2 separate regions of the Homo sapiens genome follow, and region 2 is linked to region 1. The links are chromatin loops, found by intact Hi-C in ENCODE. Cell type or tissue: mammary epithelial cell. All regions are shown on one strand. Links, peaks and the distances in the headings refer to the core of each region. The heading gives the core; the rest is flanking DNA. Region 1 has its middle 120 kb from the start of MIR4689. Region 2 overlaps NPHP4 (nephrocystin 4).

Region 1 (10,914 bases), core at 2,281-7,280:
CAGCCAAGGATGGCATAATTGTAACAAGTTCCCCAGCTGATCCTTATAAAGAGGCAGATTTGGGAACCGCCACTGCCACCCAGCACAAATTCAGTCCTGACTCCCTTCCTGGGGCTTCAGAAGGCAGGAGCTCTTCCCAAGGACGCTGCCCAGCTCCACCTGGAGCCAGGTGAGGGTCCAGAGGCACAGCGCCCAGCCCTTGTCTCACAAATGTACTACATACACATGTGCACACACACACATTAATGTACATATGCATACATGTGTATTCATGTGTATGCACACATGTGCACACATACACATACGTACACACGTGTGCACACATGCATGTACAAATGTACTTCCACACACACGTGCATGTCAGCACACATATGCACACATACAAATGCACACGCACACATGCCAGCACACACCATGCATGCCCAGGCACAATCCTCCATTCCTGAGGTGAGGAGGAAGTTGGGGAGTTCTGGCAAAACCATCCGCCTCCTCACCGGCTTCCTGCCAGGCCAGGGGAAGGGCTCTCTGGTTCTGCGCTCCTTTGGTGATGAGCAACCAGCCCCTTCCCCAGATGAGCCCATGCCTCACATAAGCCTGGGAGCTCAGGTGGGCTTGCACAGGTGCCCAGGATCAACTTCAACTGCTGCTCTGAGCTGTGCAGGGCCTGATGAGGTCATAGGAGGATTGACTGGGGACTGGGGGAAGTGGGCAGCAGGGGCAGTGGGGTCAATGCCCCTCAGAATATCTCTGGCTCCGTCCACAGCAGTGTGGGCCCCACTGATGTGCCCACCTCTTGCCTGGGCAGGGGGGTGCTTCTGGCTCATGGACACCTTGGAGAACCTCAAGAGTCACCCCATCTCTGTCCCTTTGGTTTCCTGGATGAGGCAGACAGCATGCCCCTGCACATACCTGTCTGCCCTGAGCCCACTCCTCACCTTCCCACCTGGCCCTGACGGAGGAACAAGCTGAGCTGGAAGCTGCACCTCAGGCTTTGGAGTCCCTCAAGAGACCTCACCCCTGCTGCAGGTCCCTAGTCCAGGGAAGAGGGATGAGCCCATGGGGCCAACCCAGGCCCCCGCCCCACCCTACCACCCACTTCCTGATGTGCCCGGTGCTGTTTGGGCCCCAGGGAGGAGGAGGAGCTCCTTGAAAACAGTGGTTACGGCTCCCGTCACCCACGACGTGGGACTTTGGACAAGTTATGTATGCCTGGCGCCTCACCTGTCTGCTGGGCGCCTCACACCTGCCCACAGGGCCTCCATGAGGATAATGTGAGGAGCTCCATGCGCTGCCTGGCACAGGGGGAGCCTCATAATGGGTGAGGTCATTGTAAGAATTAAATAATGGAAACACACACACAACTCTCCCTCTCAAATAAGCACAGCAAAAAAACACAAAAGCAGTCCAAGCTTCTAATAAACTCTCCCACCCTAAATCCTTAAAAACTCTCAGTCCATAAAAGAGTGCGCTCTGACCTAACTCAGCCAGCCGCCCCTCTCAGGTTTGTTTAAAATAAACCTGTCCCTGTTGACTGTACAGCCACCCTTCGTGTTTCTCTCCTCTTTCTTTAATTATTACAGTCATAGTCTCTTGCCGGGCAAGACAGGCATGTGTCTTCAGGAAACAACATGTGTGCTGGGTAGTGTGACTTCCCCGAGTGCAGGAGCAGTGACCCAGTCCCCTTCTCCCCACAGCGCCACCTCAGTCCCTCAGTCACATCTAGGTGGCTTATCTTCAGCAAGGTGTAAACTGGCCACAACCACCAGCCGCTGAGGACCCCTCTCCCCTCTTGAGAGATGTCAGGGTCCCTTTCCCAGCGCCCCTGGCTGTGCAGCCCTGACGTCCCCGCTCACAGCAGGATGCCCACCACGGCCCCATCAGCCAGGCTCCTGGCCTTCACCAACCACCCAGCCGGGCTGGCTCTGTGACGTCAGCAGCGAAGAAGACACAGTCCCTGAACGTGGAATCACAACTGAGAGGGAGGGACCACTGGCCACGTGGGCTGCCTGTGGCCCCTCAGAGCCCTCAGCACCCGCGGCATTTCCAAGCAAGTCTGGCTATAGCAGTTGGAAGCTATGCTCTGCCTAGCCCATCGCATGACCCCTGGAGGGGCTGCCCCCTCCTCAGCCAACTCAAGGCAGGCTGGCACCTCCCTCCAAGGCTCCTGCCCTCCAAATCCAAGGACACTGCTTCCTGGGAAGGACAGGACCTGCTCATCCCCTCCCCATGGAGGGGGCTTGAGGAGCCAGGTGTCTAGAAGGGGCTGAGGCTTCTCAAAGCTGGCACTGACTCCTCCAGATGAGCTCCCCTCTCTTGCTGCCTCCCCTCAGTGCAGAGGTGCAGGGGTGGTGAGGAGATCACAGGCTCACAGAGAGCCCAGCCGACAGCCCCTTCGTCAGCCCCTGCACATTGCGGATCACATCACGGGTGCAGAACATGAAGCTCTGTTCAGGGAGGCATTCCTCGCCTAGCAGCAAAGGCAAGCCCGTCCCCCAGGTGTGGATGCAGGGTCCTGGGGCAGCCTCCCCGTCTCCCTGCCCATGTGGTCCTAGGCACTGTGCATCCATTTTTGCTACCCACCCTAGCCCTGGGGAAAGGAGACCTGGACCCAGCCAACGACCACCGTCCCCAAGCCCTGAGGTGGCCCAGGCCTGGGTGCTGGACCCCAGCAAGGCTGGTCCCACCCTTCCATGAGATCTGCTGTGTCCACACTACCAGCAAGAAGCTCTGCCCCTTTACAGAAGACATCCAGCTCCAGCCCAGCCACAGGGCTCCAAACACTTTTCTGGAGAAAGTCGGGCCTGCCACGCTCACAGAGCCCAGATCCAGCTCTGAGTGAAGCTGGCTGGGCCTCGACCCTGGGTAACTGGGCCCCAGCGCAGAGTCTCCATGTGCACCTGGGGGGGTGTTCTTTTTTTCTTTCTTTTTCTTTCTTTATTCTTCCCTCCCTCCCTCCCTTCCTCCCTCCCTCCCTTCCTTCTTCCCTCCCTCCCTTCCTTCTTCCCTCCCTCCCTCCCTTCCTCCCTCCCTCCCTTCCTCCCTCCCTCCCTTCCTTCTTCCCTCCCTCCCTCCCTTCCTTCTTCCCTCCCTCCCTCCCTTCCTCCCTCCCTCCCTCCCTTCCTCCCTCCCTCCCTTCCTTCTTCCCTCCCTCCCTTCCTTCCTTCCTCCCTCCCTTCCTTCCTTTCTCTCTTTCTTTCTTCCATGTATTTATTTAATTTTACTCACGCTACTTTGACCCTTTCAACTGAAAAAAGTCCCAGCCAATCCCCACATCCAAGAGCCGGCCCTCCTTCCAGGAGCTCCCAGTGCTGACACGGGGGTAGGCCTGATGCTGACTGCATCTGGAATTCAGAGAAGCCAGAGGTCAGAGTGAGCCCCCAGCTCTGCTTCCAGCTCAGCCCCTCCCTGGACCTCAATTAACCCCAGGCCTGAGCTGAGTTTAGAATCCTGTAGCCTGTCTGAGATTCAGCTTTGATGACCAACTCAAGCCCCCAACACACACGCACGCTCACAGATACAGAGTCACTGGCACAGAGACACACACACGTACACACAAAGAGACACACAGACACACACAGGAAAAGACACACAAACTGAGAAAGCGACACAGATACACACAAACACACAGACACACACAGAAATACACACAGACACACACAAGCACGACACATACACAGATACACAGAAAAAGACATACAGACACACAGACAGACACACAGGAACACAGAGAGACACACACACAGATACACACAGAGACAACACACAGGCACACACACATCTGTGACGCTCTGAAGACTCAGGCAGGGCTGTCCGTCACCCAGCACAGCCTCATCCTGCCAACCAGGCTGGACAGGGCCCCTGAGGCCATTGCGGGGGCAGAGCAAGTTTGCACGGGGAAACCCACGTTCGTTCCCTCATAACGCTGGCTGCAGCATCCCAGGCAAAGGCTTCCCAGGCTGAAGGGGGCTCCGTGCAGGAGGAGGGGCCCCCACATGCCACCCCATGCCCCACTTTCCTCCCTCTCTCTTCCCACCTGCCACCTCCGGCTCCGCGGCAGGGAGTTCTGGTAACAGCTAGACACACGGGCAGAAACCCACAAAAAGACTCACACACGTGTGTGTGTATTCCAAGGAAGAAGTGAAAGCTCTGCTCCCGTTGCCATGGCAACCCCACCCGGAGCTACAGCAAGAGCTTTAATTGGCAGTACTTATTTGGCTGAAACCCCAAGAATAATCAACAGGAGATTAGAAACATTAAAAACCAGCAGGAGCATCCTGGAGAAGACGATGACAGACAGGACGATCCCCCTGAAAACTCTATTGATGACAGTAATGACAATTGTACGGTTTATTGCGTGACCGTGTCACGCCAGCCTGTGCTAAGTTCTTTGCATGTGTTATTTCGTTGGATCCTTCCAACAGCCCTTTGATCATTTCTCCCATTTTGCAGATGGAAAGTTCTCTGAGGCTCAGAGAGGTAAAGGAAGTGGCCCAAGGCCACACAGGATTTAAAGACTGCTTGGAATGACTCCGAACGCCACCTTGGTCATGACGGTCATGAGCACTGAGCTTTGCCTGGGGTCCCCCAGAAGGCACCAGCGTCAGCAACTGGGACCCCTGTAGCTCTTCCAAGGCAGCTGACACCCCCTATGCCCCCAGTGGCTAAAGACCACAGCTCAGCCAGCCAGAGGGCCTGGCCAGGGTTGACCTCCAAGACACCAGCCAATGCCTGCGTCCAGGTTGCTGCCAGCTTTACCCCTCAGAACTCCCGTCCCTGCCGCTCCTCCGGCCACAGCATCCACCCTGCAACCCGCCATGGGCCTGCTGACCCCTGGTGGCAGCCATGGGGCATGGCACCAAGACGTGGACTTAACTCCCAGACCCTAAGGAGGAGGGCGCTGGTCCAGGAGCTCCCCATGCTTGGGAGAGCCCCTGCGAAGGGTTCTGGGGGGGGCCAGAGCCAGGCAGGCAGGGCAGCGTGGCCAGCACCCAGCACCTTTTGCAGGCGCTCAGAAGGGAAGAGGGGGCTCCGGGAAAGGCTGCCCTGTAGTTGCTCCCTTTTCTGCTCAGGCAGCAGCTGACAGGGGAGGCCAGTTAGCACCAGGGATCCTCTGGCCATGACAGTCCTGCCACCAACGACAAGCAAGTGAATGAGGACTGTCCTGCCCAGAGCCCAGCCAATCGGCACTGCAGACAAGGGACGCTGACCTGGACTGGGTCCCTGGCCAGGTCCTAGACCTGGAAGGGCTCTGCCATCCCATTCACAGCCCCCAGGCCACTGATGGCAGCACCTGGACCTTGGACCCTGGACCCTGAGCCCTGGTCTCAATCATGACGTCTGTGCCGGTGCTGTCTGAGCGTGGCTCCCCGGGGAGCCAACATCGCACCAAGTGCCAGGACCTCCGGCTTTGTCTGTTGCATGATTTCTGGGAGCAAACAGCCTGCAGCCGCTGATCAGCAGCCATTGGACAGGCACGGAGCAGACCCCACCACGACGGCAGCAGCAAGTGGGCTTCCCAGGCTTCCCAGGCTTCCCAAACGTGTATCCACTAAACAATTTAAATTGCCTTTTTTTTTAAGCAACTGGCATTTACTCTGTTGGCATCTTATTAAACTTCCCCCTCTTGAGCTCCTCAAATATGCAAGTCACTGTCATTCCAAATAAGGGGACTAACAGTTGAAATGGTGAGGCAGCGGTGTGCACTGTGACCCGCCTTCCCGGGAAAGTCAGAGCACAGAAGCGGGGTGAGGACCGCACCTGCCAAGCTGCCGGTCAGGAGCACACCAGGTGCAGCAGCCGGCTTGCTCCTCTGCCTCCCTGAGCGGCAGCCCAGACCTGAGCCAGCAGAGGAGCTCGGGGTGGATCTGTGCAGGGCTCAGCAGGACCACGCTGCCCACCTGGTGCTGGGGCTGAGTAGTTCCAGTGTGGGGCCAAGGCCCCTGCTGGAGGAAGCCATGGGCCATGATCTTCCACAGGGTTCTAAGACCACATGGGGTAACATCAGCAGGGAACTCTGAGGAGACCAGAGACATCTGAGGAGGCCACTCCCTTACCCAGATGTGAGGAGCCAGGGCCACCTCTGCCACGGGCCTGCCTTTAGGAAGCAGCACTCAGTGACCCAGTGAATTGGATGGGGACCAAGGGCTCCCTCTGCCCCTTCTCACATCCCTAACAGAGAAGTCAGGTAACCTGACACAGCCTGTCCCCTCTCACTGGCCTGTGTGCAATCCAGGGGGCACAGAGAAAGAAGAACCAAAGGCTCTGGGGCTCAGAAAGCTTCAAGCCCCTATGCAGGCCTGGAAGTGCCAAGGCAGAGCCTCTTCTCCAAGCAAGTGCAGAGAAGGCTGTGCAATAGACTGACAGCAGGAAGGGAGGAAGGAGGGGGGAGGAGGGAGGAGGGCAGAAAGGGAGGGAGGAAGAACGGTAGGAGGGAAAGAGGACAAAAGGGAGGGAGGGAGGAGGAGAGGAAGGGAGGAGCAGAGGGAGGGAGGAAGAGAGGGAGGGAGGAGAGGGAGGGAGGAGGAGAGGGAGGAAGGAGAGGGAGAGAGAGGGAGAAAGAGAGGAGGAAGAAGGAGATGGAGGAGGGAGAAAGGAAGGGAGGGAGAAAGGGAGGAGGGAGGGAGGGAAGGAAGGAGGGAGGGAGAGAGAAAGGAGAAAGAGGGAGGAAGGGAGGGAGGAATGGAGGGAGGGAGGAGGGAGGGAGGAGGGAGAAGGGAAAGGGGAGGGAGGCAGGAGGGAGAAAGGAAGGGAGGGAGAAAGGGAGAGGGAGGAGGGAAGCAAATGGGCGTTGGAGTCAGAAGAGCCTGGAGTAAACCTAGCCCTGCTGTCTACAAGTCGTACCACTTTGGGCAGGTTCCTTACCTCTGGCCTCCCTTTCCCCACATGTAAAATGGGCTCGGTAGCAGCTCTTCCCTGGCAGGGCTGTTGGGGAACGAAGCGGGGCTGTGTGACATCAAGTGCTCAGCACAGCGCCTAGCACAGCGCTCAACAGTTACTCCCTTCCTGCTCGGTGTCCATTCAGGGCCCCCCTTTCCCCTCCAGGTGATGCGTGCTCAGCGGGTGAGGCCTGTGAACCCCTGGGGACCTAGAGAGGCCAGACAGTGTTCACAGGACCCCGGAATACTGAGCGAGAGGCTACAGTGTCCTGGAGAGCCAAGGGCCAGGGCCAGAATCACTCGTGCTGGGGAGAGCTCCCTGTGCACGCTGAAGACAAGGGAGCGTGCAGTTGGCCCTGGGCTCACATGCTAGTCCCCAAGTGGCAAGTCTTCCAAATGCAGCAAAGTCCCCTATGTGGCCAGAAAGTCCCCAACAGCACAGCACTAAGGAGCTCAGAACCTGAACCCGAGGACCGTTCGCCCCTCGAGGTGGATGAATGACTCCCATGGGCAGAAGACCAAGTGGGAGCCTCTGGGAGTCTGTCCGTGGAGTCCTGGGCTGATCCGCAGGGCCGTCGATTCTGTCTGATGCCTGCAGAGAGGGGCCTGGGCAAGATCCATGTTCTTGAGCAATGGACATTGTCCTCTCTGGCTCCAGCAGTGCCCTCGCCCAGCCCCAGCAAGACTCACAACTGCAGTGTGGACAGAGATAATAGCTGCGGTTCACGGAGGGCTGCAGCCACCTCACTTCATCCTCCATGAAGCCCACGTGAGCCGGCAGCACTGGGGTTCATATTGGCCCTTTCTTACAGATGAGAACATGATCGCCACTGGGAATTCAAACAACTGCCCAGCCCTGCACCTTCAGGAGCAACTGCCCCATGGTGCAAACTCAGACCCTCCTCAGCCCAGCGTCTCTGGCCTTTGCCTGGGAGAAGGGCCTCGGGTACTCCCAGTCCTGCAGGCTGGGGCTGTCCTCCAGCAAAACCAATTACTGGGAGACGTCTCTGGACCTGGGATGGGCACTGCCAGGAGGGAAGGCGGGGGCCGCCAGCAGGAACACGGAGCTGCCAATGCACCAGGATTGGGACAGGGTGCCAGGGGCCAGTCCCTCCCTCCCATGGTGTCCTGGGCCCCTGCCACAGCAACCAATGTCCATCAAGCCGAGCACAAACACCACGTGGGTGGGGACGTCACAGGCCCAAAAGCTCCCGAATCCACGGGAGGAAGGAGTGGACCCCACACAGCCCATCAATGTGCCGGCCCCTCAGGGCACAGCCTCATGGCTCAGTCACTCAGCCCAAGGTACGGCAGCTGGGCACCTAACAACACTCCATGGGCATTTATTGAGCACCTGTGGTATGCCAGGTGCATGCGTCAGAGGGAGCCATGAATAGCACAGACTAGATCCCTGCCTTCCAGGGGCTCCTGGCCCTGGAGGAGATGCACAGTGAAGAGAAGAGGAAGAGATGAGGAGAGCAACGACCCACAGAAAGGGTAGGGCAACAACCCCAGAGAGAGGGCAGTGCCGCTCTCAGTACGTGGAGAGACAAAGAGATGGGAGACAGAGAGACAGACAGACAGAGAGAGATGGAGAGACACAAAGAGACAGAGACAGACAGAGAAACAAGGAGACACAGAGAGACAGACACAGAAACAGAAAGAGATGGGGAGACACAGAGAGACAGAGACAGAGAGACAAAGAGGCAGACAGAGAGACAGACAGAGACAGAAACAGAGAGAGACACAGGGAGATACAGAGAGACAGAGAGAGATACACAGAGAGACAGAGAGATACAGAGAGACACAGAGAAACACAGAGATGAGAGACTCTATCTCTCCCTCTGTGTGTATGTCTCTGGAGAGATAGATACAGAGAAAAACAGACACAGAGAAACAGAGACAGAGAGATATGAGACAAACACAGAGGGAGAGACAGAGAGATGCAGAGACAGACAGAGGAAGAGACAGAGACAGACAGAGATGGAGAGACACAGAGACAGAGACACAGAGAAAGAGAGAGAGATGGAAAAAGAGATAGAGACAAACAGACATAGAGACTGTAAGGTAGAGACAGAGACATAGACAGAGAGAAACAGATAGAGAGATACAGATACAGAAACAGAGGGAGACACAGCTAGAGATAGAAACAACGAGAAAGAGAGAAAGAGACATAGATAGAGACAGAGACACACAGGAGAGGGCCCAGTTTGGGATGGGCAGTAGGGGTCAGATGGGGCCAGCACTGGCGGCATCTCTGCACCCACCCGCAGCCTGCGGCTGACCGCTGCTCAGTCCTGGCCTCTGGAGACAGCCCTTCACTGTCTGGGGTGTGGCTACCCCCAGGTCCAGGTTAAAATTTTCCTCCAGCAGTGCATCCCAGCTATCGTGGCCTCTGCATTCCAGGATCTCCCTCCAGTCCCCGCTCTGTGCCTAGAGGGCCCCAGCTCTTGTTCACCAGCTGGCCCCAGAGAGGCTCATGTGTTGAGACCTGGGCCTGGCCTGCCTGGAACTCCATCTTCTGTTTGTCTGTCTGTCTGTCTGTCTGTCTGTCTCTCTGCCTGTCTGTCTCTCTGCATTGCAGACTTCCTTGCCTCCCCCTCCCCAGAGTCTCCCCTCGTCCCCATGGAGCCCTGTCCTGTGGCTAAGGCGGCACTTCCTTCCTTCCTGTGGAGGGAGGGGGCTGTGGCGGAATCCCATGCCCCCACCTGCCCCTGGAGACTGGGACTCTTCTCCTTTATGTCTTGAAGCAAACAAGAGAGACCCCCACCCCACCAGGGCCCAACAGTGGTTGTGGCAGTCCCTGCCCCTGGTTTCTGACGTGACCCTCGTGGCTCTGCCCCCACTCTGGGCTCTGTCTCCCAATGCTGGGCCTGTGACAGCTGAGGCCCCCTCAGAAAAAGGGCAGCCCAGACTGAGATCCCAAACCCCTCGCTAAAGGAGTCTTGCTCCCGGCGGAGCCCAGGGTGCCATGGGGTGCAATTAGCTGGGACAGCATGGGCCGCAGGGACACTGAGGATAACGCTGAACACAACAGCCCCAGGGACCCAGTGTCTGGAGCCTGGGGAGGGTCAGGCACATGCTGGGAATTGCCTGCATCTTCCCCTGTAACCTCAGAAAGCCCTTCTTTCACAGATTGAGGGAGGGAGGGGCTCAGAGGTTAAGTCACTTTTCCAGAGTTACACAGCAAGTAGGCGGCAGAGCTGGGGTTTGAACCCAGGCCCTCTGGCTTTGCAACCTGAGCTCACGGCAGTGTTCCGACACCTGCTTCTGCACTCTGCGTTCTGCCTCCCAGCCCTCTTCCCTCTGAGAAGGACCCCTCCTCTGTCTGTAGGAAAGCAACAGCAGTCCATGAGAAAGCGCGGCTGGCAGAACGCCCCGCACAAGCACCACTGGGAAACAGTTCAGCCCGGAAATGCTTGCCGTCATTTTCCTGCTGGGGACAAGCGCTCCTTCTAGAAAGATGTTATGGGTGAATTGTGTCCCCCAAAAGATGTTGAAGTCCTCACCCCCAGCACCCAAATGTGACCTTATTTGGAAATAGAGTCTTTGTAGATGAACAAGTTAAGATGAGTTCATTAGCACAGGCCTTAATCCAGTAAGACTGTGTCCTTATAAAAGGGGGAATTTGGACAGAGACATGCACAGGGAGAGGCCTCGGACAGTCTTCACCACACCTTCATCTTGGATTTCTCCAGAATGATGAGAAAATCAATTTCTGCTGTTCAAGTCTCCCAGACTGGGGCACTCGGTGATAGCAGTCCTAGCAAACCAATAGCCGACCAGACCAGAGTTTCTAGAACCAACAGAGTCCAGTAGAATAACCAGCAGCCAACCCAGATGTTCTCTGAAAACCCTGCCAGCTCCTGGCAATGCAAACCCAGTCCAGAGATGCCAACTCTGACCCCTGACCTCAACTAAAAGAGTCGCTGTCCCCAGCCTGCATCCTGCGGGGGAGGAGCCCAGAAAGCATGAAAGGGCTGAAGGGGAGAATCCTGAAAATCAGCTTGGCCCTGGACCCGTAACCCTGAGACCTTCA
Region 2 (10,914 bases), core at 3,182-8,181, 170 kb after region 1:
GGACCAAGCACACAGCACAGAGGCCTGTGACGTCAAACGCTGGGCACTCTGGATAGAGACTGCTCAGCCACTTCGTGTTCCGCTCTGAATCCCAAAAAAACAAAAACAACAAGGAAAATGCTGTCGACCAAGGAGAAACCAAATCCAGAAAGTGCCGCCCTAACACCAGAGCTGCACGACCATCGGAGCCAATCCCCGCCGTGCCTCTCCCAGCAGCTTCCAGAACCCATCCAAGGAGGTGCTTCCCCAGCTGCAGGATCTGGTGGAAACCCTGCTAAGGGCCTGTGGATGGGTGGAAGGCATTGGGGCAAGGCCAGAGGGAGCCCCCAACCCTCAGAGGATCCAACTGCCCAGCCTGGCGGGCACAGCTCCCAGTCCAACTACCTCCTGGGCAGCGCCCATTTGGCCCGCGCAGCTCCTCTGTAACCAGCCACAGTAACGTGGCTCCAAGGAGCACAAAGACTCTGGTCAGAGGAACCTGCCCTTCTATAAATGAGCTCACGTGCTCGGAGGGAGTTAGCAAATGATCTAGCAAGCTCTGCTTCCCCAGGAAAATATCATCTCACTAAAAGCAAAATGCAGATGAGGATTCTGCAGGGGCCCAGCTGTCCTCAAAGCCGATGCCTCTCCCCAGATTCCCTGAGTGCCTCTTACAGTCCATTTCAGAGCTCCGTACGGCAAACCCCTGCCCACCTCCTCCCAGAAAAAGCCTGAAAGATGACACAGCAGAGTGGTAAGTGAAGCTCCACGCCGTTCCTCCGTAAATGGGAACTCGGAAAACTCCGCAGGCTGATTTTGATAATGAGGACAAATTGCCAGAAATGGCTCCATTATCTTCAGCAGAGACAGCGGGCACTCGGGGGCCAGCCCTCCGTGCCTGTGTGCGTCCTCTTGGGGAGGAAAAGCTGGATGAAAAGTTAAACCTTCCAAGCACATCTGAACTTCTCGCATGCATTTTATTTCCCCATCGTCTCAAATTTGCATACAGTGTGGAAAGTTTTTTCAAGTAACTCTTTATATCATGACTTATGCAATTTTTTCTTCCAAGAGAGTAAACCTACCTACAAGGCCATTTAAAAAGGCCATTAAAGGTGGCCATTTAAAAAGATACCTGGTGGGAAGCCCAGACCCCCAGGGCCCAAAACTCAGATCCAACCGGTGAAGCAGAGCAGGAAGAGACACACCAAGGCCACGAAATAACTCAGTTTCGAATCTCTTTGTTTTAATGTTCGATGTGGTTATGGGTTAAGGTGCTTCCCAAACTATACTCATAGTCCTGCCCAGAGGACAGCGCGGCCGCCAGGGAGCACCCGCTGTACTCCAGGCCCCAGGAGTCTTCCAAAAACCACGGTGGAGTCTGGGAAGCCTGACTTCCGCCACATAACAGGACTTGGCTGACAAGCACCTGGGCCAGCAACTGAACCGGGAGCAGCATGCGTGTGCACAGGACACAGGTAGGAGCAGCTGCGGTGAGCAGACAGACGAGCACAAGGCTGTCTGGGGCAGCGCTGCGACAACAGCAAAACATTAGACACAATCCTGGTGCTCCTGCAAATGGAAGCTACCTCAGCAGAACCCGGCAGATCCTGCGTGGGGCAGGGGAGCAATGGGATGGGAGGAGACCAGCCGGTGTGTGCAGAACTGGGAAGGCAGCCGCGGCAAGTTAAAAAGTGACGATAGGCCGGGCACGGTGGCTCACGCCTGTAATCCCAGCACTTTGGGAGGCCGAGGCGGGTGGATCACAAGGTCAGGAGATCGAGACCATCCTGGCTAACACGGTGAAACCCCATCTCTACTAAAAATACAAAAAATTAGCCGGGTATGGTGGTGGGCACCTGTAGTCCCAGCTACTCAGGAGGCTGAGGCAGGAGAATGGCGTGAACCCGGGAGGCGGAGCTTTCGGTGAGCCGAGATCGCGCCACTGCACTCCAGCCTGGGCAACACAGTGAGACTCCGTCTCAAAAAAAAAAAAAAAAAAGAAAAAAGAAAAAAGAAAAATGAAAGAAACCCACAGTGTATACGGGTGTGCTGGCAAACTCGTGGTAACCACACCCATGAGACATGCTAGGAAACGCGTATTCCTACATTGCCCATAAAACTTAAAGTAAATTAAATGTTAGTTTAACAGTCATTATAAGACACACCTGTAGGTCCCTGATGGAGCCTGAAGTAGTAACACAGTCAGCACAGAATGGAAAGCTGAGACCTCCACGGCAAGCAGCATGACCAGGTGCCTCTCCCAACACGGAGCCCCTCCGTTCTCACCCCTGCGGCAGAGGCCTGGGCTCCCTCACTGGGAGGGGAATCAGCGTCTGGCTGAGCCACCACAGGACCCTGGTTTCAGGGAAATAACCTGGCGTTAAGAAGAAGAGCACAGAGCCTGGCCAACGTGGTGAAGCCCCGTCTCTACTAAAAATACAAAAATTAGCCAGACATGGTGGCACGCGCCTGTAATCCTAGCTACTCGGGAGGCTGAGGCAGAAGAATTGCTTGAACCCAGGAGGCGGAGGTTGCAATGAGCAGAGATCGCGCCACTGCACTCCAACCTGGGCAAAAAGAGTGAGACTCCATCTCAAAAAAAAAAAAAAAAAAAAGCACAGAGACTCAGCTCTTCCACGGCTGCTCCAAGAAGCTCGTGGCCAGCGGGGCCCTGAGATGGGGTTGCCAGCACACACCTCTGGCCCAGAGCCAGATCTGAGAAGAGCAGGAAGAGACTAAGTCACTGGTTTCCCAGGACACCAGAACCAACTGTGATCCAGAAATGGTCCACATGGATTGCTAGAGACAAAGAAAAACTTAGACTTCCCACCACGGCAGGTTTCTCCACCTCTCTGAAGATTCCTTTTCCCTGACGCTCTATCACTCTCCAATCAGTCTCCACTTGCTGAAAACCACAGTCAACAAAATCTCAAATGTCTACTTTTCTGTCAATTTAGCTTCAAGAAACTCAAAAGCCCTGCACTCAACTACAGCACAGGCCTCAGGAGGCAAGGCAGGGCCTGCACTCTGATCCCAACCCCGGGAGGCCACGCATCCCACCTGGTCACTGCCAACGTCTTCACACTGCCTCTGCACTCGCCTGGAGGGGGCCCTGCAAGAGGATGCAACCCACACACATTCCACACGCAAGAGAGACAGGCATGCCCTCAAGCCCATGGCTCTCAGCACTGTGGGTGAGTTGAACTGCAGAAGTTGTACAGTGAACAAATAATGCTCAAATATACTCACAGGGACAATATTCCCCAGAATTCCTCCTTCCTCCACCCCGAAGGAGATCATTCTATACATAACGCAGAGAACAGAAAAGAACATTGTTACCCAGAGTAATAATACCACTAACATCACAGCCCAGAACAGAGGAAGGAGCTCTCCAGCCAACCCCATGGCCGCCAGGCACGCAGCTCCCCGCAAAGTAAGTACACTGGGCTTCGCTTCTTCATCACGCACGCGGGCCAGGACATGAACAGGGATAGGGCTGGGGCAGGAGGCGGCCTCCCCACCAACAACCCTCTCTCACTTCCAGCGTCACCTCACCAGACAGATTAAAAGTACTGACTACCAGCTGGACATGGTAGCTCATGCCTATAATCCCAGCACTTTGGGAGGCCAAGGCAGGAGGACTGTTTTGAGTCCAGAAGTTCGAGATTAGCCTGGGCAACATGGCAAAATCTTATCTATACAAAAAAAAAAAAAAAAAAAAAAAAAAAAAGGCCTGGTGTGGTGGCATGCACCTGTGGTCCCAGCTACATGGGAGGCAGAAGTGGGAAGATCACTTGGGCCTGGAAGGTGGAAGCCACAGTGAGCCGTGACTACGCCATTGCACTCCAGCCTGGACAACAGAGTGAGATCTTCTCTCAAAAAAATAAAAAGTACTGACTACACAAGGGAGTCCCGGCACTGCCAGGCTGCGGTGTCCATGTCCTGACCTAGGGTTTCACTGAGCAGCTATCTGTCGCCTCAAGCCACATAACTTTTCAATATGCATGCGCATTGCCAATTAAAAAGTGAAAATAGAAGCAAGGGGAAAGGAAGGACATGTTTTCACCACCTTTACTTTCCCACGTCCATAGATTCATTTTCCAACAAACATTTTATCAGATGCCTGCGCTATGACAGGACCACAGAAAGAAATGAAGATAAGGAAACAGCTCAGTGGAGGACGGGGCTGTGGTCTTCATTGAGATGTCTTCCTAGGCTGAAGGGAGCAGGGGCCTCTCAACATCAGGACACATGCATGGAGGCCAACGTGTCCTTTCTGGAAATGTGAACGGGGTCGTGAATGCGGTCCCCACAGCACCAGTCCCCTGTGGCCCGACTGCCCCAGCAGGTGCCAGGTAGACCTCCCCCCCGCACCCTGAAACGCACCTGTCCTCCTGGGCCTAGCTGTGCTGCCAGCCTGCCACTGAGCAAACAGGGGTCAGCAGAGGGCTGGATGAGGGGTCCTAACAGAGGAAAATGCTCATTTCGCTGAGCAACTGCCCAGCTGAGCAAAGCTGCCTGCATTTACCTATGGGGTCAGCAATTCCGTGGGAGAGAGAAGTCCTGAGGGAGGAGGGAGAGGGGGCAGCACGCAGAGGCTGTTGCTTAGCAACTCATGGCAGCTGGTGGAAGGCAGGGACGGGCCAGGCCTTGGGCCTTGGGCCTTGGGCCTTGGGGGTAGACTGTGGCCCTGTTACAAACAGGGGTAAACAGATGGCCCCAAAAGGCAGGGGAAAGGAAGGACCATCGCTAGTAAAGATGCAGTCTCTGGGGTTTGAAGAAGGGTTGCAAAAAGTAGCTTCCTTTCATCAGGCCGTGAAAATAAAGGATGAGTCAGTATCTAGTGGTACTCTAGACACTAAGAATTCACATGGCAAACCCACTTGAAAGGCCTTTATTCCTAACTATTTGTAGGTAAAAAGTCATTGTTCCTAAGAGTTTGAAAACAGGAATGGGAAAATGAACAAAACCTAAGCAGAGATCAAGGGGCAACTGGATGATGAGTGAGCACAGGACTCTGTGCTGCAGGAGTCCAGATCCCAGGCAGCCCAGGACTGCAGGAGTCCAGATCGCAGGCAGCCCAGAACAGGAGCTGGTTCAGCAGGCCCAAGCCGAGTGGGGAGTTCCGTGACTTGCCAGAGCCCTGAGCTGGGGTCACCTCCAGGGTCAGTTTCAGAAGTGTCACCTCCCTTGTCAAAGCCTTGCTCTGACCCACTGTCCCACTAATTCTCCAGCAAAATGCACCCTTACCACCTGCACACGAACTTCCATTCCGTGGTTGGAGGGTGGCCAAAAAGCTGCTCCATGGCCTTAGACTCTCCCCCACCACCATGTGATTGACTGAACCACCCTCACCCAGGACAAGGGAGCTGCTGTCTGTCGGAGAGGATGTTCCAGACCAGCTAGCAGCACAGCAGGCACCACGGGGCAGGAATCTAACTCCACGTGTCCTGGGAAACACCACAATTACATGTTTGCAATGACCCCTTCTACATGGCTGTTTTCAAATCTATTAAGCAAACAAACCAAAATTCTGACACCACCAGAGGAACATTCAAAAGCAAAATATAGGTCAGGGAAATTCCAAGTTACAAAAAAATAAAGACTGAGTGCCCTCTAGCGGCTCAATGCACACTCTTCTGTGGTAAGTGATGAATGAAACTTTGCTCCCTTGCAATGTTACAGAGAAAATAAAAAGGATTATTCATAACCGAGAGCCAAAGTACCTCACTTAAAGTGACAGCCGCATATCATTAAGATCTCCAAAGGAACCATATAAGTTGGTGAAATACTGAAGTATGAAAAGTTTCCATCATAAGTTAAACACTAGTGGGTATTTAAAAGTCTCTTACATTGGGTTTTGAGAGGCAATGTCTTCCAATGCTTGGAACCTGGGCTGAAGGTAATCATTTAATGTGACATGAATGCAGCCATAAATCCAAATTAAATAAACTCAGTGAAATCAGGGTCCATCCATGTAGATTTGCTGGTCCCCAAACAGTGACTGAGAAGTAGATTATGCTGCTACAGCTCATTTGCACCACCGTTCAACTCCTGGTCCTTCCAGTAACCAAGGCACACTCCTCTCTGCCAAGGATATGACAGTAAATCTTCTGGTGAGGAACTCAAAGCATGGTTCCCCACAGCTCTGCATCTTAAGAAGTCAAGCTAGGCCGGGTGCAGTGGCTCATGCCTGTAATCCCAGCATTCTGGGGCCAAGGTGGGCGGATCACCTGAGGTCAGGAGTTCAAGAGCAGCCTGGCCAACATGGCGAAACCCCATCTCTACTAAAAGCACAGCAGGCTTCTAGAAGGAGGACAGGCTGCTTCTTACCTGTCTTCGTCCTTCTCAAACAAAAGAAAGAGTCACAGGAACTACTCAAGTCTATGCATTCACTGACGGCAAAATGCAAGAATAGCTGGGCAAAGCTGGAATGCAAGAGTGCAGCCAAAGCGGCAGTGGCAGGGAAAGACCCTGGACTGGGATCGGGAGACCAGGAGCCCCAACCCAGAGGCAGCCACTATCTGTCAACTTCACCGACCCTGAATCCGTACTCTCTTCTGGTGGTTTTCCTTTAGGGAATCACCCTCCCAGCCCTTAACCATACAGTCAGGGGTGGCCCCAACCCCCACACCAAGAAGGGTGTGTGACCAAGGCCAACTGTCCCCACCCCCATCCCCATCAGGTGTTACACAGTAAAGACAGGAGGACTCCCACTGGAACAACTGAGTCAATCAGGGCCTTTCTGTTGGGATTCCTAAGCCCAGGATTACCTGGGAGCTCCTGGGCTCACCATGTGGAGAAACTCTACCCGGAAAGAAGCCAACACTGAAGAAAGGAGAGCTTAAAGGGGAGGGGAGGGGGTAGGGGCATGAGGGAGAGAGACGAACAGATGGAGTCTTAATGGCATCCTTTGAGTGCCGGGATCCAGCCATGCCTAACATCAGCTCTACCTCTAGGCTTTTCTGACACATGAGCCAATACATTCTCTCTTGTTGAAGCTATTTTGAGTCAGGTTTCTATCCCTTGTATACAAAAGGGTTTTGATTAATTCATTCACTCTACAAATATGTACTGAATGTTTTACTGTGGGCCAGGACTCATCAGGCAATGTACAGATGAATGAAACAGTCCCCACCGTGAGCTGCTTCAATGATAAGACTCTTCAGTGTGGAGCAAATAAATGCACCAACTATCTGCACCTCTTTACCTTCCAGGCATACGATGAGTCAGTCCCCAGTCCCCTTGTGACTTGGGAGGCCACGTGGCTACTTCTAACCCGGGAGGGGGAGAAGTGACGTGTGCCATTTCTGGGCCAGAGCCGTAACTGATGGTACAAGATCCTCCCCAAGGCCTCCCCTTCCTACTGGCGCAACCCAGCAATATTCAAGATGGCGAACACCCTCTGGGACCAGGACGAGCAGAGCCACCACCAACTGCAATGCGCACGCAGCGAGAGTGAGAAATAAACCTTTTTATTTTAAGCTACCGAGATCTGGAGATTATTTGTTACCATAGCAAATTCGACTAATACCCTCTAAGAACAGTAGCAGGGAAGGAAGGAATCAGACAACACACAAGGATATAAAATAAAAGGTGGTGTCTGCAAAGGGCTGTGGGATGCTGAAAACAAAGCTCTGCCATGGACAAGACCCTTAGGCAGGGCTTTACAGATAAGTACAGGTTTCCATAAGAGAGGGCAAGGAAAGTTTAATATATGCCTTTTTAAATGTGGGAATATTTAAAGACATTTTCAAGTTGTAGGTAAAAAGGAAATAAAAATGGAACTCAACAATGTAGGAAATAACATTCCAAATCAAAACCTATGAAATGGGGTAAAAGATGTACTTGGAAGAAAATTGCAGAATCTTAAATGATTTTATTATTAAACACGATGAGCAAATAAGCTAAGAATTCTGCTTTTCAAAGAGGATGAATAAAGATAAAATATAGAATTAAATTAAGATTAAAGAAAAAATTAATAACTTAAAAACAAGAGAACCAGTAAGTAAAAGTAACAGCTGATTCTTTGAAGAGACTAATGAAATATACAAACCTCTCATAAGCCTGACCGAAAAAGGAAGAGTCCTCCCAAGATAGAAAGCGAAGGAAGGAATCTAATCACAGGCGCATACTGAATGTTTAAATTAGTTACAAACTTTATCACAGCATCCTTGTAAACTAGAGGAAATTGGCCATTTTTTTTAGAGGATGTGTATCCCAAAAGTTAACACAAGATGAAGTGGAAAACATAAATAGACCAATAACCATGAAAAGAAATGTAATTGGTTGTCAAAAATCCCTTCAGTGGTTTCACAGAGAAGTTTTATCAGACCTTCAAGAAACAGGTCTTGCCTTTTGTTTAAACTATTTTAAAGCCCAGAAAAAAATGGGCAGCTTCCTCTGGATTATGACATAAGAGAAAGCTGCAGATCAGGGGTCTGCAAACTATGGTCCACAGGTCGATTCAGCTAACAATCTGTGCGTATCAACAAAGTCTCATTAGAACACAGCCACGTCCATTCATTAACGTATCGCCTATATATACCAGCGGAGATGAGTAGCTGTGACAGAGACCATCTTGCCCACAAATCCTAAAATACTTACTATTTGGCCTTTACAGAAAAAGTTTGCTGACCTCTTCTATAATTGGGCCTCAATTGTAGAAACAGAAATCCCAAATACAAGTTAATCACATCAAGATGGACATAACTGTAAAACTCCCCACAAGTCATTCTCTCTTTTTTAATACTTTTTTTGAACAGTTTTTTAGGTTCTCAGCAGTACTGAGCAGAAGGTACAGGGTGTTCCCACAGTGCCCTGTCCCCACATGCAGCTACCCTCACTAACATCCCAGAGCAGATGGCACGTGATTCTTCTTGCTACCTCACGTATTTGGTAGTTTGTTTATTGTCTGTTTTTAAAGCTCCACTGGGACAGGAGCCTAACCAAGTGCCTGGCACATCACAGACTCTCCGCAAGTCTTTGCTGAATGGAGAGTGGGTAGGAGAAAAGGAGGACCACCTGAACAAGCCCCATCTGAGTCAGCATGCCCTAAAGTGTTTGCAGAATGGCTAAGATAAAATGGTAGAGGCATAGCCAACACTGAGCTTTCTGGGCCCACCCGGAACCTACTTTCGTGGATGCAGTCAGGGCCAGCTGTGTTTGTTTGTTTGTGGGTTTTTTTTGTTTTTTTTTTTAGAGGCAAAGTCTGGCTCTGATGCCCAGGCTAGAGTACAGTGACGTGATCATAGTTCACTGCAGCCTCGAATTCCTGGGTTCAAGCAATTCTCCTGCCTCAGCCTCCCAAGTAGCTGAGACTACAGGCACATGCTACCACACCCAGCTACTGCATGCATTTATTTACTTATCTATCTATCTACCTATCTATCTAGAGACAGAGTCTCACTCTATCGTCCAGGCTGGAGTGCAGTGGTGCAATCTCGGCTCACTGCAACCTCTGACTCCCAGGTTCAAGAGATCTCTTGCCCCAGCCTCCCGAGTAGCTGGGACTACAGGCGCGTGCCACCACGCCAGCTGATTTTTTGTATTTTTAGTAGAGATAGGGTTTCACCATGTTAGCCAGGATGGTCTCAATCTCCTGAACCTCATGATATGCCCGCCTGAACCTCCCAAAGTGCTGGGATTACAGGCATGAGCCACCGCGCCCGGCCTTAAGTTTTTTGTAGAGTCAGGGCCTTGCTATGTTACCCAGGCTGATCTCGAACTCTTGGCTTCAAGCCATCCTCCCACCTCAGCCTCCCAACATGCTGGGATTATAGGCATGAGCCACTGCGCCCAGCCGGGGTTAGCTGTTTTCACCCATCAAAGACTCTGGGGTCCAGAGGAGCTCCGTAGAGATGTGCTCCAGCTGCTCCTGCCCTGGCGGCCCCGTGTTAATTGAACCAGTAGTTGAAGGGGTACGTACATGTGGTCGCTTCCCTCAACGCTGCCAACCAGAAGAACCACAATGGCAGTGGCATGGGGACAACGTTAATGATCGCCCGACAATCGCTGGGCATCTGCTCCACGCCAGGCAGCCCCGAGCACCTGGACATATCTTTACTCATTTCATCCTCCCCCCAATCCTTGGCTATCCTTTGCCCATTTTTCTTTTCTGTTGTTTATCTGCTTCTTATTGATTTGGAGGAGGTCTTTCTGTAATCCTTCTTTCTAATCTTCTCATCTTACTTCCTTCATTAATTTTTAATGGTCATATGTATTGCAAATATCTTTCAGCCTGAGGTCTGTCTTCTAACTTTGTTTACAGAGTCTTTTCTCACACAGAAGTTTTATATTTTAATATAATCTTATTTCTCAATCGTCTCTTTGGTTTATGCTTTGTCTATCTTGCTTAAGAAGGCCTTCCTAACCCAAAGGCCATAAAAATATTCTCCAATGTCTTTTTCTAAGATTTCTCAAGTTTGTTTTTCATACTTTAAGTATTTAATCCATCCCATTTTACAGCTGAGGAAACAGGGACACAGACATTAAGTAACTGCTCTAATATTCAATAAGTATGCATTCATAAGCAATACATGCAATTGTTTTGAAAGTTACTTAAATGCTACCACATTGTTCATTTCCTTTCAGAACTTGTGTTCATTCAACATGCCTTTGTGAAGGTTTATCCACCTGATACGCATAGATCTATTTCATTCATTTAACCGACACACAGCATTTCACTGTCCAAGTAAGTCAGTTTATCCATTCCCTGACTGGGAAACCAGCAGCTGCTGTGATGCTGAGCCCGCCCATGTCTCCTTATACACATGAACCGGTTGTTCTCTCTAACAGTCGTCTGGAAATGGCACTTCTGAGTTGTAGGATATTAACTAAATATTACAAAATCACTCTTCAAAGCGGCTGCACACATCCCATTCTTCCCACGGTGGTAAGAGTTCTGCTTTATCCACATCCTCAGGAACTTTTGCA

The links. A loop is a pair of places that touch in the nucleus more often than their neighbours do. Peaks named below come from ENCODE experiments on the same cell type or tissue, not always from the same donor. Only the 100,000 strongest peaks of a DNase experiment are listed, where the experiment ranks them.
Region 2: it touches region 1 in a loop (25-fold over the local background); 5 of 110 quality-filtered maps call a loop at or near these places.

What each region holds. Positions count from the first base shown.
Region 1 is chr1:5,741,151-5,752,064 of GRCh38, forward strand. No RefSeq gene overlaps it. Among named protein-coding and RNA genes, the nearest start is that of MIR4689, 120 kb to the right of the region's middle. RefSeq lists enhancers at 1-98, 99-599, 1,401-1,985, 4,648-5,444. In mammary epithelial cell, for the core only: a CTCF peak has its summit at 4,837 (motif pointing left); no DNase peak of the experiment used is centred there.
Region 2 is chr1:5,910,578-5,921,491 of GRCh38, forward strand. All of the region lies in intron 11 of NPHP4 (nephrocystin 4), which reads right to left. Among named protein-coding and RNA genes, the nearest start is that of MIR4689, 53 kb to the left of the region's middle. RefSeq lists an enhancer at 9,317-9,817. In mammary epithelial cell, for the core only: a CTCF peak has its summit at 5,615 (motif pointing left); a DNase peak (open chromatin) is centred at 5,594.